Regions from separate parts of the Homo sapiens genome. Here region 2 is linked to region 1. The links are chromatin contacts, found by Hi-C or POLR2A ChIA-PET in ENCODE. All regions are on one chromosome and are shown on one strand. The core of a region is the stretch at or near the end of the contact, and the rest is flanking DNA. Distances in the headings are between cores, read along the strand shown.

Evidence for each region. A loop is a pair of places that touch in the nucleus more often than their neighbours do. ChIA-PET counts read pairs that join two places held with the same protein, here RNA polymerase II (POLR2A). Pooled maps may share reads with other maps.
Region 2: a map of PC-9 shows a loop between it and region 1 (5-fold over the local background). The contact joins two enhancer-like sites. A Hi-C loop is called at or near these places in 1 of 168 maps with a recorded cell type or tissue (PC-9) and 1 of 50 pooled maps. POLR2A ChIA-PET finds 5 or more read pairs at or near these places in 4 of 52 experiments (Caco-2, HEK293, OCI-LY7 and 1 more).

Annotation. Positions count from the first base shown.
Region 1 is chr15:70,286,048-70,293,679 of GRCh38, forward strand. No RefSeq gene overlaps it. Among named protein-coding and RNA genes, the nearest start is that of TLE3, 190 kb to the left of the region's middle. RefSeq lists an enhancer at 6,409-6,908. Within about 2 kb of position 3,629, at least 5 of the 41 ENCODE cell types and tissues checked have a DNase peak (open chromatin) inside an H3K27ac peak, as active enhancers do; they include PC-9, where a contact is called at or near this core.
Region 2 is chr15:70,506,135-70,513,766 of GRCh38, forward strand. No RefSeq gene overlaps it. Among named protein-coding and RNA genes, the nearest start is that of LINC02205, 4.0 kb to the left of the region's middle. RefSeq lists an enhancer at 6,639-6,718. Within about 2 kb of position 3,652, at least 4 of the 41 ENCODE cell types and tissues checked have a DNase peak (open chromatin) inside an H3K27ac peak, as active enhancers do; they include PC-9, where a contact is called at or near this core.

The sequences.
Region 1 (7,632 bases), core at 2,379-4,878:
GTATTAATGGAAATGAGGACTAGAAAGCTTCAGCACTATTCCTGGCACAAAGCAGAACATTATTGTTAGACTATAAACACTATTTTAGAACCCTTTCTCTCTTTCTGTACACCAGCCTCATATCACTTCTCCCATTGCAAGCAGTTGCCATGCGGATGACAGAAGATGAGGCAGTCGGTGACTCCTGGCTCTGGCTTCACACCAGAATTATCTGGGAGGCTTAGAAAACACTGGTGCTTGGGCCCCACCCCAGCCTAATTAAATAAGAATTGTGGGGGTGGGGCCCTGGCATTGGTTTTTCTGGAAAGCTCCCCAGAGGATCCTAATGTGAGCCCTGGCTGAGCACCACTGGTGCATGTCAAAGTGCTTTAGAAAGGCCAGAGAGCTACATAAACAAAGGAGTTATTATTATTCATTAAGGATACTTCTCTGGGGGTGGAAATGAGTTCATTGACTCCTCCTCACTCTCACCTGATCCTTCTAGTGGGACACGTTGGCAGAATCACAATCTCCTGCTCAGAGTGGGGCTTTAGGGCTCATAAGGCATTCTTACCACTTCTGGAGCTGAGGGCTGCATGGTTTTCTGAAGTGTCGACGCTGTCCCAGGCACTGTGCTAAGCTGAGCACTTCACATGCAGAACAAGGGAAAAGGCACTTCTTCACATTGCACCAGCCTCTACAGAGGGCACTTGGTAACATTCATCAAAAATGTAATATGTACACACCAATGCTACTCCCAGATATAACTAATGGAAATGAGCTTTAATTAGTGCTCCCCCAAAGAATGTATATGGCAGCATTATTTACAATAGCCTAAAACTGGGAGCAACCCAAATGTCCATCAAGGGTTGAATGAATAAATAAGTTGTAATATAGTCATACAATGAAACACCAGCCAGCAATGGGCGGGGGGGGGGGAAGCTACTGCTAAACACGACATGGGACATGGGGTGAATTTCACTAATGACATCTTTTTTTTTTGTTTTGGATACAGGGTGTCACTCTGTCTGTCACCCAGGCTGGTGGAGGGCAATGGCGCAATCTCAGCTCACTGCAACCTCCACCTCCCGGGTTCAGGAGATTCTCTTGCCTCAGCCTCCCGAGTAGCTGGGATTATAGCTGTCCACCACTATACCCCACTAATTTTTGTATTTTTTGGTACAGATGGGGTTTCACCATGTTGCCCAGGCTGGGCTCGAACTCCTGACCTCAAGTGATCTGCCTGCCTCGGCCTCCCAAAGTGCTGAGATTACAGACATGAGCCACCGTGCCCAGCCCACAGATGTCATCTTGAACAAGAGAAACCAGATACAAAGAGTACATCAATTCTTTATGATTCCATTTATACAAAATTCAGAAACAGGCAAAACCAATCCTGGTGGTAGAGGTCAGACTAATAAATTGCCTTGGTACAAATAAATTGTCCTGGATATCCACCAAGACAAGCCATGAGATGGGGCTGGAAACATTCTATGGTAACCTACACCTTCATGTGGGTGGTGATTGCACAGGTATATACACAGCCTGTGTATCACATGTATCAAATTTATTTGGCTGTACACTCTTCTTTTTGCAAGTTAAATTTCAAATCAAATTTTTTAAAATGCAAATAAAATTGCATATATCCTTGACCCTCATGGCTCCATGTCTAGAATTTCTTTTTCTGTGGGTGTATTTGCACAATGAGGATACTACATAGGTACAAGATTATTTATTGTAACACTTATTGTAAGAGCAAAAAATTAGCAAGAAACAAAAATGTCCATCAATAGGGGCAGGTTAGATAAAGTACGGCTCTTTACCATGCAGCATGACACCGCCATGCAAAAATAGAAACAATCACCAGCATATGTTCTTAAAGTGAAATAAAAAGCAATGTGCAGAGATGCATAAAGAATGGGCTATCCTTGGGGTTAAAAAATATAAAGAGAGAGAGAGAGAAAGAGCTTAGTATATGTAAGAGTAAAATGAAAAAGCTCTGGAAGGACTTATAAGAAACTAGAGATTAGTTGACCATGAAGAGGGGACCTGGGTGGCAGGATAGGGTTGAAGGAAACTTTTCACTGTATATTTTTTATGCATTTTGAATCTTGAACCTATTAAAATTTCTTTTAAAAAAAATCTAAAACAGCCAGCCCCACATTCACCTTCTTCAAGGCCTATTGCTGTGATACAATTCCAACGTTCACCTTGGCTAATACAATCCCAAACCTAGCCCCATTGCCCCCGCCCTGCCATCCCTTCAATACTCTACTTCCTGATGCCTTGAACATGTGACATGACTCTCATACCTTCCCTAGGCCTTTATATCTGCCGTTCTCACCTTGGGATATGCCCCATTTCTGCCAGGTGTCACCTCCTCCAGAAAGTCTTCCCAGACTTCCCCAGACACCTCCGGGCTCCTGGAGCCCGTATTTTTCATATATCATTTCTCATGTGTCATTTGTCATACAGTTCACAATAATTGGTTTCCAGGCCTATGTGCCTTACTGTAATGTCAGCACCCAGCATAGTGCCTGAAAGTAGGGATTATGGAATGAATGAATGAATGAATGGGTGGTTTTTACCAGGATGGGAGCTGAGGAACAGCTTTTGTCTTTTACACATCCTGTTGAGTTTCCAAATTCTGTATAAGCATGAGCTGTGCCTCAGTTTTCTCATCTGTAAAATGGGAATAATAACAGCTCCTACCTCACAGAATTATGTAGTGAGGATTAAATGAGTTACTACAGGTAAAGCATGTAGCAGTTATTATTATTTCCAAATCACGATATTGTGATAAAGGAAGAAAATATATTCCAGTGAGTCTGAATCCAGACCCCCAGGCAGTGTCTCCATGACTAACTTTTCTTTCCTGTGACTTTTCAACAGACTAGGGCAGGCATTGTAGTTGAGGGCTGGCAAGGTTGTCAAAGGCCCCTGATCCTCCAGACTTCAGAACCCCTTTTCAGGCCTCTCTCTCCCGTCAGTGACTACACTGGGTAGGGTGGAGGAGCGGGGAGGATCATTTAAATGAGAAGCCCAAGTCAGAACACAGCACAGTCTCAATGGGTGAGTTGGACAGTTATACGTCAACCTCCAAATCTGACCATGGAGAGAGAATTGGGGGCACAGACCTTTCTTTGAGTGTCTTCAAGCCACCCCCCCCCCCCCATAGATCCCTGCCTGGAATGAGTCAGGGGAATGTCTTCGCCTTGCTAAGGTCCAGTGTCCTCATCTGCCAAGTGAGGATAGTGACTGTAAGCAGGAAAGGAAATGACAATTCAATGAAACCATGAGGAAAAGAGCTTTGGAACCGGTAATGCATTGGCAGAGGTTAGCAAACGGTCAGCCTGAGGGCCAGAACATTGATTTGCATTTGAATTACATCGGACACATCAGGACTCTCCAGTTGCCCCAGTCCCCACCACTCCCTGTTACTTACTCCAGCCTGCTCCACACTTTCACTCCTGAAGGCATGTGAGTTTGCCACCCTTGCTACACAATATTAGTTACCAAGGTGCCTGCTCTTCTGTCAACTGCCTGCCTTGAAGAGGCAGCCAGCAGGGGAGAGAGGAGGTGTGACTCTTTGAATGCCTGGGGCCACTCTGCTCCACCTGTCTTGGCACTCCACTGAGGTCCAGGCCAAAGCCCCATCAGTCTCAGCCCCAGTAGTTTTCCATGAGCTGAGAAGTCGCCAAACCTGCATGCTGCCAAGAAGACATGCCTTCCTTTAGCCTCTAGGTACGGAGAATAAATCTGCAGTCTCCTAAACTGCCAAATTCCTGGTCTGCTGGAGTCTGGGAGGCTAAATGGTGCTTACTAGTCTGGCTCCCAGATGCCCCAAATTCCACCATTATCAACACATTCCTCCATGTTAAGCATTGCGCTGTAAAGTTCAACGATCTAGTGGGAGGGGCAGGAGAGTGAGTCCAAACTAGGCTGGAGCAGATCTTTAAGGATAAGCTTCGGAATGGGGGGAGGCAGATTCTGTAAGCTGAAGACAGAACTGGTGGAGGAAGGGGAGAGGGAGAGAGAGACGGTGAGGTGTTTGAAGAGGAAGTTCCCAACCTTTTCAAGGGCAAGGGTGAGACAGGAAGGGAAGTAGAGGAGGAGAAGAGCCAAGAAGCAGGGTGGGCACCCAGGCCAGTATGGACAACCAGTCCCATGTTGGGAGCCGGCAGAGTCCACTGTGTTGTTTGCTAAGTGAGCAAATGACCTCCTGCAGGAACAGACGTGGCTGAAACCACCCCAAATTGCTCTCCCCAACCCCTTCTCCTGCTCTCTTCCATCCAACCCCCATACAAACAAAGGAATATCAAATGTCCCCTTGCTAGGAGGATTCTACTCCCACTGGGATAGAAAAAGGATATGTCGGACCCCCGGATCAGAGCATATCATCTGCTCTCTCATCGAAGGCAGGGATAGGCTTATAGGCCCCAGGAGATCACCCCAGGTCTGAGGACCTGTAGGTCTCATCGGCAACCTCCAGCCCAGGAGGAGCCACCTTTCTTAGGGTCTGTTCTGACAGCAGACCCTGACACATGCCCTTTTGTCCTCAGGGAGAAAGAGTCTTTGGGAGTAGAAGGGGAGTGAGGTGGAGAAATTCAGCTGCCTCCAGATTCCTTGACTTCGCTGTGTGGATCCAGGCAAGACACAACATCCATCCTCAGTTCCCTCATCTGCAAAATGTGCACAGCTATAGTATTTGCTTCATAGGGCTGCTGAGGATTCAAGGAAGGGGCTCTAGGGTAGGGATTTGAGTTGAACCTGATAGGATGGACCAGATTTTGATGGGTGTTTCAGGCAGGGAGCCAAGGCTGAGGGCAGGGGCTGAGGAATACAAGGCATGTCTGGGGCATAGCCTGTGGTCAGAGAAGAGAATTCTGGAAAGGCAGGCTATGGCTTTATTACCGAGTATCTTCACTGCCCAGCTAAGGACCCTGGACTTGATCCCATAAGCAGCGGAATGCTGTTGAGGGATCCTTGCATCTAATAGAGGCTACCAACGCCCGAGGGCGTGATTTGTTCCAGGCCCCAGGGGACGCTTGGTTGCAGTTTTATCTGTCAAATCAGTCAGAGGGAGTCCCCTCCATTAGGGTCAACAGTGACCCCCAACCCCTTCCCTTCTGCCTCTTCTATTTCTAGGACCTGACAGTGACACAAGATAGACCTGGTCTCAGACATTGGTTCTGTCACATCAGTAGGTGACTGGGCAAGACCCTTAACCATAGGAACCTCAGTTTCCTCATCAGAAATATGGGGGAATAACATTGTCCTCACAGGGTTGTGAGAATGACATGAACTGGCTCATGTGGGGTCCAGGCCCAGCCACCCCCTGGCAGATGCTGGTGGTACCAGACATGTCCTTTTCCTGCCGAGCGGGCAGGGCTGCTGGCAGCAGGCAGCTTTCACACTAATTGCCCACAGCCTTCTCCTCTGTGGCTCTGCGAGCAACAAGACAGCGAATGACCCGTGACTGGAAATCTCGAGGCCAGGCTTAGGCCTATTAGAAAAATATGGAACAATTATGAATGGCAGGAAAATTGTTTTTCTTTGTTTGCTTTGGCAGAGAGAAGAAAACCCTCCTGGAGCCTGGATTTAAGGTGGGGAGAAGACAGGGAGGAGACTGCAGTGTGTGCCAAGTGTCCTGGGAAAAGAACTCATGTTTTTTGTGGCCCTGCTAAGGCATGGTGCAAGACACCTTCATCGATGCAGCAGGGGCTCCCCAAGCACCTTCTGCACACCTAGCGCTGATCTGGGGGCAGGGACACAGCCAGACTGTCTGCCCCAAATCTGGGTTAGTCCAAAGTTGGAGCAGACAGACAAGGTCCCTGCCCCCAGGGAGGAGGAAAGGTAAGATGAATGAAAGCAAACAATAAGGAAGAATCTCAGCGATGACTGCTATGAGAAAGTGGAGCCAGGTGAGCTGTGAGGGAGGGGCATGCACTAGGGGCTGGCGGGGGGTACCTGAGAGAGGAGATCTAGCCTGCCATTCCAAATGGGAAGAGCATTTTGGGTGGCAGGAACTCTGCCAGAATGCTCACCTGCACCCTGGCCTCTTGGCCTCACCCGAAGCCTAGGCTCTGAATTTTGTTTTCCCCATTGTACAGGCAAGGAGACTGAGGCTTAGAGAGAGAAAGTGCTTTGCGCAAGGCCCAGGGCAGTGGGAGGATTGGAGCCAGCACTCTAAGGACTGCAGTCCTTTCTGCGTTCTAATCTTTGTGCCTTGGATCCAGACCAAATGATCGGGTAATTGACACGTCACTTCTTCCCAGGCCCAGTGAAGGGGGAAAGTTGGTGTGACGTTTTCCAGATCCTCCGCAGGAATGGCCCACAAGACCCAGAGCCTGGCAAACTGCATGGGCAGTGCCCAAAATTGCCACCCCAGGAGCAGAGGCCACTGATGTGCAGCAGTTCAAATGTTGCCCTAGAAGGTGCTTCTCCAGGACTTCCCCTGCGAGCCTGTGTGGCAGGAAGCAAGACAGGATAAGGGCAGGTGTCTGTCTGCCTGAGCAGCATAAACCGGGGAACCTTCCGCCGTGCACAGACCTGTCTACTGGAGGGCTCCTGGCTCAAAGACGGACTGGCCAGGATCCCAGGGGATCCCCCAGCACCTAGTCTCTGTGGTCTGAGAGGTACAGGAATATTTGGGAGTGGTGAGTTCCCCCTCCCTGGAGGTGACCAAGCCCAAGCTGAAGGGGAACCCTGCATAGTTAATGGCCACCCTCAGCCCTCCAGCCCCTTTTATGGGGTTAGTCCAGAGTTGGAAGCATGTGAGCCCACAGGGCATGGAAATGTGCAGAGGGCTCTGCAGACCTGTGGATTCACACTGACGATTAGGTGATGGGACCCTGGGGAAGTGCTGGGATCCACGGCCAGAGATCTCCTGACCAGTTTCTGATAACTTATTTATCCAAGGACAGCATGTCCTGTTACAACATAATTCCACAAAAAAAAAAAAAACCTTTTAACATTCCTTATGCTAATGAAGAAAACCTAATGTATAGATAATAATTTATTTATTCAGAAACATTGTATCACTATTTTAAGTTGAATTACCACAAGAACAGTTTAACACCTAAGTGGCATCCGTGGACCAGCAGCATGGACATCACCTGGGAGCTTGCAGAAAGATTCTCAAGTCCTACTCTGGACCTTGAATCAGAATTTGTGCCTTAGCAAGATCTTCAGGTAATTTATATGTACACGGAAAAGAATCAAAAGGAGGTATAATCATGACTCTCATACAGATATAGAATGAGCCTGGATCAAAAGTTTTATTTCACTCATTCATTAATGAGGAAACCACTAAGATGTTACAATCAATTCAAAGGAGAATGCAAAAGTAGACACATAATATAGGTCATCAGGAATCTGAAGTGAATTTACAAACAGATGCAAAACTGGCAAAAAAAAAAAATCTATAGGGCAATAATCAGTTGCATTGCATTGGACATAATTTATATTTATATGGACAAGAATCATTTGCATTACCATCAGTTTTTTACAATTTGCAGAATTGTAAAATAGCTCAGATAATGAAAGACTGAGAAAAAACAAAACCCCCAGAAGGGTACGCTGGGACATCCAGTAGTCTATCTCTTTCCCTTTCTTTTTTCCCACCATTTTAGTCTTTTACAGTTTTTCTTG
Region 2 (7,632 bases), core at 2,402-4,901, 220 kb after region 1:
GGGGTATGCAAATGTGTGCAAACTAACATCCAGATTGGCATTCATTATTCTGTGGTCACCAGCTGAGGGACTTCTGTGTGGAGCACAGCTACGCTGCTGGCAGGAGCCCTGATGTGGAGCAACAATATCCTACTGGAAATGCCCAGGGTGGCCTTGGAGAAACTCCAGAGGGGCACAGGGATTGGCCTGCTGGACCCAGCTCTGGAGGACCAGCCAGAGATGCACACACACTCACTCAAGATGAAGTGCAAGCCTGTGTGTTTTAGTAAAAGGCAAATCTGAAACCGCCTTTGCAAAAATCATAACTAAGGAAATTATGACAGTGAGAGAAACCTGACAGGGCTGACTCCATCTTGTCTCAAGCCTCACAAGTTGGCTCTCTTTGCTCATTCTTGGGCTTGGGCCAAGCTAACTCTGGGAGACATTTATAGTTTAAATAACAGCTCTTCCCAAAAGCTAACGTGTTCTTGTAAAACAAATAAAAGGCCACCAAGTTAGGATAAGAGGGGCTTGAATTCTAATTATTATCAGCTATTGTTCTGGAGGTCATAAGATTTACAACTTCTCCAATTACTCTTGAAGATAACATCACTGTTGTAGAACCTAACATTGGCCTTTTGAGATAACTTTTCAGTTTTTTGCATGTCTGGCAACCTGATGGCCCCAGCTGGACCTGCCAACCACTTCTGTGGCCCCCACCCAGGAACCGCCTCAGCATAAGAGGACAGCTTTGACTCCTTATGATTTCATCCCCAAGCCAACCAATCAGCACTCCTGACTCACTGTCCTCCTACCCACTAAATTATTCTTAAAAACACCGATCCCTGAATTCTCAGGGAGACTGATTTAAGTAATAATAAAACTCCAGTCTCCCGTACAGCCGGCTCTACATGAATTGAACTCTTTCTCTATTGCAACTCCCCTATCTTGATAAATTGGCTCTGTCTAGACAGCAGGCAAGATGAACCTGATGGGCAGTTACAAATCATGCAAAGATGATATGAAGCAAATTACAGGGGAATGACCACAAAACAATCACCATCTCTCCCTGCCTGGTAAGGGTCCTACAACCCTGACAGAGGCGGTATAGAGCGGCAAATCAGGGGGAAGGGATAGCCTCTCACCACACCCAAATGTCCTCCAGCACCATCCTCCTTGGTCTGTTGCCCAGCAGTGCTCTGGGCCAGATACCTGTGCTCGGCACTGAGGGGCACCCAGTGTGACTCAAGCAGAGTCTCTCCCCCAGAAGGGGTTACTGGAGCCACATGTCCAACCACCAGGTCAGGTGAGAACTGAAGCTCAGAACCTCCATGCCAGGATGGGTCTCCATCTGTCCATTATCCACTACTGTTGTGTAGACTGTGCAAAGATGAGTATCAGGCTGGGCGCCGTAGCTCATGCCTGCAATCCCAACACTTTGGGAGGCCAAGGTGGGTGAATCACTTGAGCCCAGGAGTTCAAGACCAGCCTGGGCAACAAGGAGAAACCCCACCTCTACAAAAAATACAGGCACACACAAAAAATTAGCAGGGTGTGGTGGCACGCACCTGTAGTCCCAGCAACTCAGGAGGCTGAGGTGGGAGGGTCTACTGAGCCTAGGAGGTTGAGGTTGCAGTGAGCTGTGATTGTGCCACTGCACTCCAGCCTAGGTGTCAAGATGAGACCCTGTCTCAAAAAAAAAAAAAAAAAAAAAAAGAAGAAAAGAAAAGAAAAGGAAAAGATGAGTAACAGCTCTCCAAGGCAGGGCTCACCCAGGGCCTCACAGATAACCACTCATGTTGAACAAACCTTGCCTCACCAGGCTCTTAAAAGTGAATTTCAACAGAGGGACAAGTGAATGGAATGAATAAATAAATATTTACCATGTAGTATGAGTCAGGCACAGCAAATAGGGTGTCTTGTTTACTCACAGTGGCCTTAGGAGGAAGGTATTAGCATCTCCAATGGACTATTGAGGAACTAAGACTCAAAAAGATTAAGTGCCTCACCACGTCACACAGCTAGAAATTGATATGACCTCCACATTCATGGAGAAGTGAGGGGAAGTGGAGGGAGCTAAGGTTAATGTGGGTGATGTCAGAGGTACTGGTGACTTGCAACTGCCCTCCCCCTCATCTGGCCCCTCCCACTTCCAGCATGCACTCTCTCACCCACCTCATGCCCCAGCACTCACACACAATTCATGCTGTAGAGCACAGTTGGGCAAGGCAAGTGGCAGCTTTGAGCTCCCTCTGGAAGGGGCAGGGGAGGGGGAAATCATGCCCTTAGAGGCCCCTCCCCAACCCCTCCCTCCCCACCCCCAATCTGCTGCAGCATCTGCCTCCCCAGTGTCAGCATCAAAGATTCATCAAAGCTGAAGCCCAGCAAAGTGTGTGCTTCACATCTCTAAATGTGCTTCTTCCCAATGAAAAATTCAGTGGAAAATGCAGGGAGTTAAAGAGGGGAGAAAAAAACAGATTTGAGAAGGAAACAGGGAAGGAAGAAGAGAAAAGAGAGCTGCCTCTGCACTGTGGTTCCACTGAATCCACCCACACTTACTGAGCATCTGCCTTATTTAGGGCACTGTACCAGGCACAGAGGTGCGACCGCCAAATACAGCCTCATAGGCTGCGCACTGCACAACTTTGGGGGAACCATTCCCAGAGATGCATTCTGGCTCCTGTCCAAATGGCGTGGGAGTCAGGAGGCCTGGGTGTCTGAGTCTGCTCCGCCACTCATTAGTCATCTAACATTCTTGAGTCTCAGATTTCTCACATCCAAGCCAGAGGTTCCAATACCCACCCCTCTCTTCTTCCAGTGCCCTGAGGAACATGTGCACAGGTTGTAAACTGTTGTGATAAAAAGAAAGTAGATAACTCATCCTACAGAGAAGCCCAAACAATGGGTTCAGGAAAAGAAGAGGAAGGGACCATTTCCAGTGGGGACAGTAGAGGGGGCTGCTTCCTGGAAGAGATCTTTGATCCCAGTTGTAAAGGATAAGGAGGAGTTCAGCAGACAAGCCACTGTGACAAATGAGCAGCTACTGCAGGTCCAGGCAGAGTGACAATGTGGGCAAACACCCAGATAGAGGAATGAACAACTTGGGCAGTGAAAGGGACTGTCTGGTTTGGCCCAGGAGGAGCTGGTGTAGGAAGTCCAACAGAAGGATGGACTTAGCTGATAATAAGATGAAAAAAGATTTTATCACTACAAGGAAGGCCTTGAGTGGCCTGCAGGTGTGGCAAGGAATCAGGAGATTGCTCGCCTCCACCTCTCATTGGTTTTGTCACTTTAGATGAGTCACAGCTTCCCTCAAACCTCAGTTTCCTCATCCATAAAATGAGGACATCAGACCAAGTGATCTGCAAGTTCCTCTTTTGGCTCATTTGGTCTGTACTTCTAGTTCTAAGAAGTTGTTCCGTTGGCCATGGGGGTATCCCAAGAAGCTCAGGTTGACAAGACTTACCCAGGGCTTCCTCATAGGGCACCCCCAACCCTACATCCTCATTTCAAATCAGTCTCTTGTTGCTGTGCTTTGGACAGAGGATCCTCCAAGTACATGTGAGTGAGCCTTCCTGGACGTGAGGCTTTACCTTCCTCTACAGTGGAGACTCAGCACAGCTCCCACCCCACCCGGCAGACAAGCCAGGAGCACCCACACCTAGAGCAGCCCTGAGTAAGCAAGCAGCACTCACAGCGCTGGTGTCACTAGCTTAGGCCCAGGAACGTCCAGGGTGAGCAGTTGTACCCCACAGGCTGCACACTATGCCCTGCACACCAGCATCCCCAGCCAGGTGTGACCTGAAGATAAGTCTCCACATCCTAGCCAGTCACATGCCTCTCAGACAGAACCAGAGTGACACTGTGAAATAACAGGTCCCTGAGCAACCTACACATGGGCAGGGCTGGGGAGCTTCCAGCTTCTGTGACTAAACCTTCCCTCTCCTCCCCTGTGGGAAGTGTGGTGCCTCCCCAGCCCAGCTCTGGGAGCAGCACAGAGGAGCGGTCTCTGGCTTGGGCCTTGGGGTTAGTTGTGTGAGCTGAGAGTCTCAACTCCACTCCTTGCTAGCTAGATAATCTTGACCTTGAACAAGTTCCTTATCCCTCCTAAGCCTCAGTTTGCTCTTACCTGTAAAATAGGAATAATAACATCCCTCTTGTAGGGTTAATGTGAAGATACAATGTGATCCTGCTTTTAAGGCACCCTACCCAGTGTCCTGCTCAGTGACCTGCTCATAATGAGAGTCCAAAAGATGGTAGAATTTGCTGGTAGAAAAAAATCAAGGAGGACCCTTCCTTAACTCGTTCTATGAAGCTGGCACCATCCTGATACCAAAATCTGGCAACGGCACAGTAAAAAAAGAAAACTATAGGCCAATATCCTTGAAGAACATAGATGCAAAAATCTTCAACAAAATACTAGCAAACCAAATCCAACAGCACACAAAAAAGTCAATTCACCACCATCAAGTAGACTTTATTCCTGGAATGCAAGGTTGGTTTAACATACACAAGTCAATAAATGTTATTCGCCCCTCATAAACAAACTTAAAAGCAAAAATCATATGATCATGTCAATAGATGCAGAAAAAGCTTTCAATAAAATCCAACATCTCTTTATGATTAAAAAAAAACCCTCAACAAACTAGGCATCAAAAGAACATACTTCAGAAGACTAAGAACCATCTACAACAAACCCACAGCCAATATCAAACAGAATGGGCAAAAGCTGGAAGCATTCCCCTTAAGAACAGGAATAAGACAAGGATGCCCACTCCCACCACTCCTATTCAACATAGTACTGGAAGTCCTAGCCAGAGCAATTAGGCAAGACAAAGAAACAAAAAGCTTCCAAGTAGGAAAAGAAATCAAATTATCTCTCTTCACTGACAATATGATTCTATACCTAGAAAGCCCTAAAGACTCTGCCAAAAGGCTCCTAGAACTGATAAACAACTTCAGTAAAGTTTCAGGATACAAAGTTAATATACAAAAACCAGCAGCATTTTTATAAACCAATAATATTCAAGCTGAGAGCCACATCAAGAACTCAATCCCATTTACAATAGCCACTCAAAAAAAAAAAATACCTAGGAATACATCCAACCAAGGAAGTGAAAGATCTCTAAACAGAACACTACAAAACACTACTGAAATACTGAAAGAAATCATAGGTAACACAAACAAATGGAAAAATGTTCCATGTTTGTGGACTGGAAGAATCAATACTGTTATAATGGTCATACTGCCCAAAGCAATCTACAGATTTAATGCTATTCCTATCAAACTACCAACATCATTTTTCACAGAATTAGAAAAAAATTCATATGGAACACTTACAACCATTTGATCTTTGACAAAGTCAACAAAAATAAGCAATAGGAAAAGAAATCCCTATTCAATAAATATTTGATGCTGGGATAACTGACCAGCTATATGCAGAAGAATTAAACTGGACCCCTACATTTCACCATATACAAAACTTAACTCAAGATGGATTAAAGACTTAAATGTAAGACCTAAAACTATAAAAATCCTAGAAGAAAACCTGGGAAATACCATTCTGGACATCAGCCTTGTCAAAGAATTTATGACTAAGTCCTCAAAAGCAATTACAACAAAAACAAAAATTGACAAATGGGACATAATTAAGGAACTTCTGCACAGCAAAAGAAACTATCAACAGGGTAAACAGACAACCTACAGAATGGGAGAAAATATTCACAAACTATGCATCCAACAAAGGTTTAATATCCAGAATCTATAAGAAACTTAAACAATTAAACAAGCAAAAAAACAAATAACCTCATTAAAAAGTGGTCAAAGGACATAAACAGACACTTCTCAAAAGAAGACACACAAGTGTCTGACAAACGTATGAAAAAAATGTTCAATATCACTAATCATCCAAGAAATGCAAATCAAAACCACAATGAGACACCATCTCACACCAGTCAGAATGGCTATTATTTAAAAGTCAAAAAATAACAGATGCTGGCAAAGCTGTGGAGAGAAAGGAACACTTATACACTGTTGGTGGGAATGTAAATTAGTTCAGCCACTGTGAAAAGGCAGTTTGGAGATTTCTCAAAGAACTGAAAATAGAACTATTATTCAACCCAGCAAGCTCATTAGTGGGTATATACCCAAAGGAATATAAATTGTTCTGCCAAAAAGACACATGTAGTCGTGTATTCCTCACAGCACTGTTCACAATAGCAAAGATATTAAATCAACCCAGGTGCCCATCAGCAGTGGATTGGATAAAGAAAATGTGGTACATATACACCATGGAATACTATGCAGCCATAAAAAAGAATGAAATCATGTCCTTTGCAGCAACATGGATGCAGCCAAAGGCCATCATCTTAAGCAAATTAATGCAGAAATAGAAAACCAAATACTGCATGTTCTCACTTGTAAGTGAGAGCTAAACATGGACACATAAACACATGTCCATAAACACATGGACATAAAGATGAGAACAGACACTGGGGACCACCAGAGTGGGGAGAGAGGGAGAGGGGCAGGGGCTGAAAAACTACCTATTGGATACCATGCTTATTACCTGGGTGACAGGGTCATTCATATCCCAAACCTTGGCAACATGCAATATACTCGGGTAAGAAATCTGCACATGTAACCCCTGAATTCAAAATAATAGCTGAAATTTTAAAAAAGAATTTGCTGGTGGGGCACCCTTCGGAGTTGGCAGCAAACCAGGCGGTCGTCCCAGGTGAATCCTTGAAGGTAGGGCTGGCCCTACCCAAAATTATGTACTCCATGCTTGGCTCTACAGCACCCTCTTCCTGCCAAGTCAGGCCACTACCACTGTCAGTGCAGCCCAGAGACTTGAGCACCCCACAGTGGCCGCACCTCTGCTCTGCTGGCCCCAAGTAAATGGCACACACAGCATAGTGGCTCCAACACTGAAGATTTTTCCTGGACACAGCAGCCCGTGGCCCTTTGTTGAGCCACACAAAGACAAAGCAGCTCAATTGCGATACCTAGCAGGCTAATGTAAGCTTGTACTCCCCCAAATTAAAAGGGATCAGTGGCATATATTAGTTATGCTAGAAAAAGAAACAAGATAACATTTTTTTTTTTAACAGAAAAGCAAAAATGACAGAGGTGCAGAGTGGGGAGAGGTGGGGCGAAGAATGAGGGGAAAAAAATCAATTTTCCACAAACTACATTCCAGGGCACAAAGTGGAGAATGGGAAAATTAGTTTCCAGAACGACTCCTGTCTACTTTGTCCAAAAAATAAGGTTGACCTAGGAAAGTCTAGTTGGGGCAGAGAAGTGCAAACCGCGGTGGGATAGCAGCCTGGCCGGGTCCTGTGCGAGCAAGGGGGCACACACTTCACCCAGCCCTACGCTCTAAGGGATCCTCACTACCCAGCCCCTGCTCAGGAACCTTGACTGCCTTTGTCATTGGCTGCAATCGGCACAGGGCCCTCTGTCTAGCAATGACAGAAAGTGCCTTTAAATGCAGAGTTTTAGAGTGCCCCCCAAATGATCAAGTACAAAGGGCTGAGCACTGCCTGTGAAATGAGAACTGACAGATACATTCTCTACCCTAAGTGCTCATACAAGTAACCCAAATGCCTTCAGCCCTCTGGATTTCAAGGGTCACCTTTCCTCTAATAACCC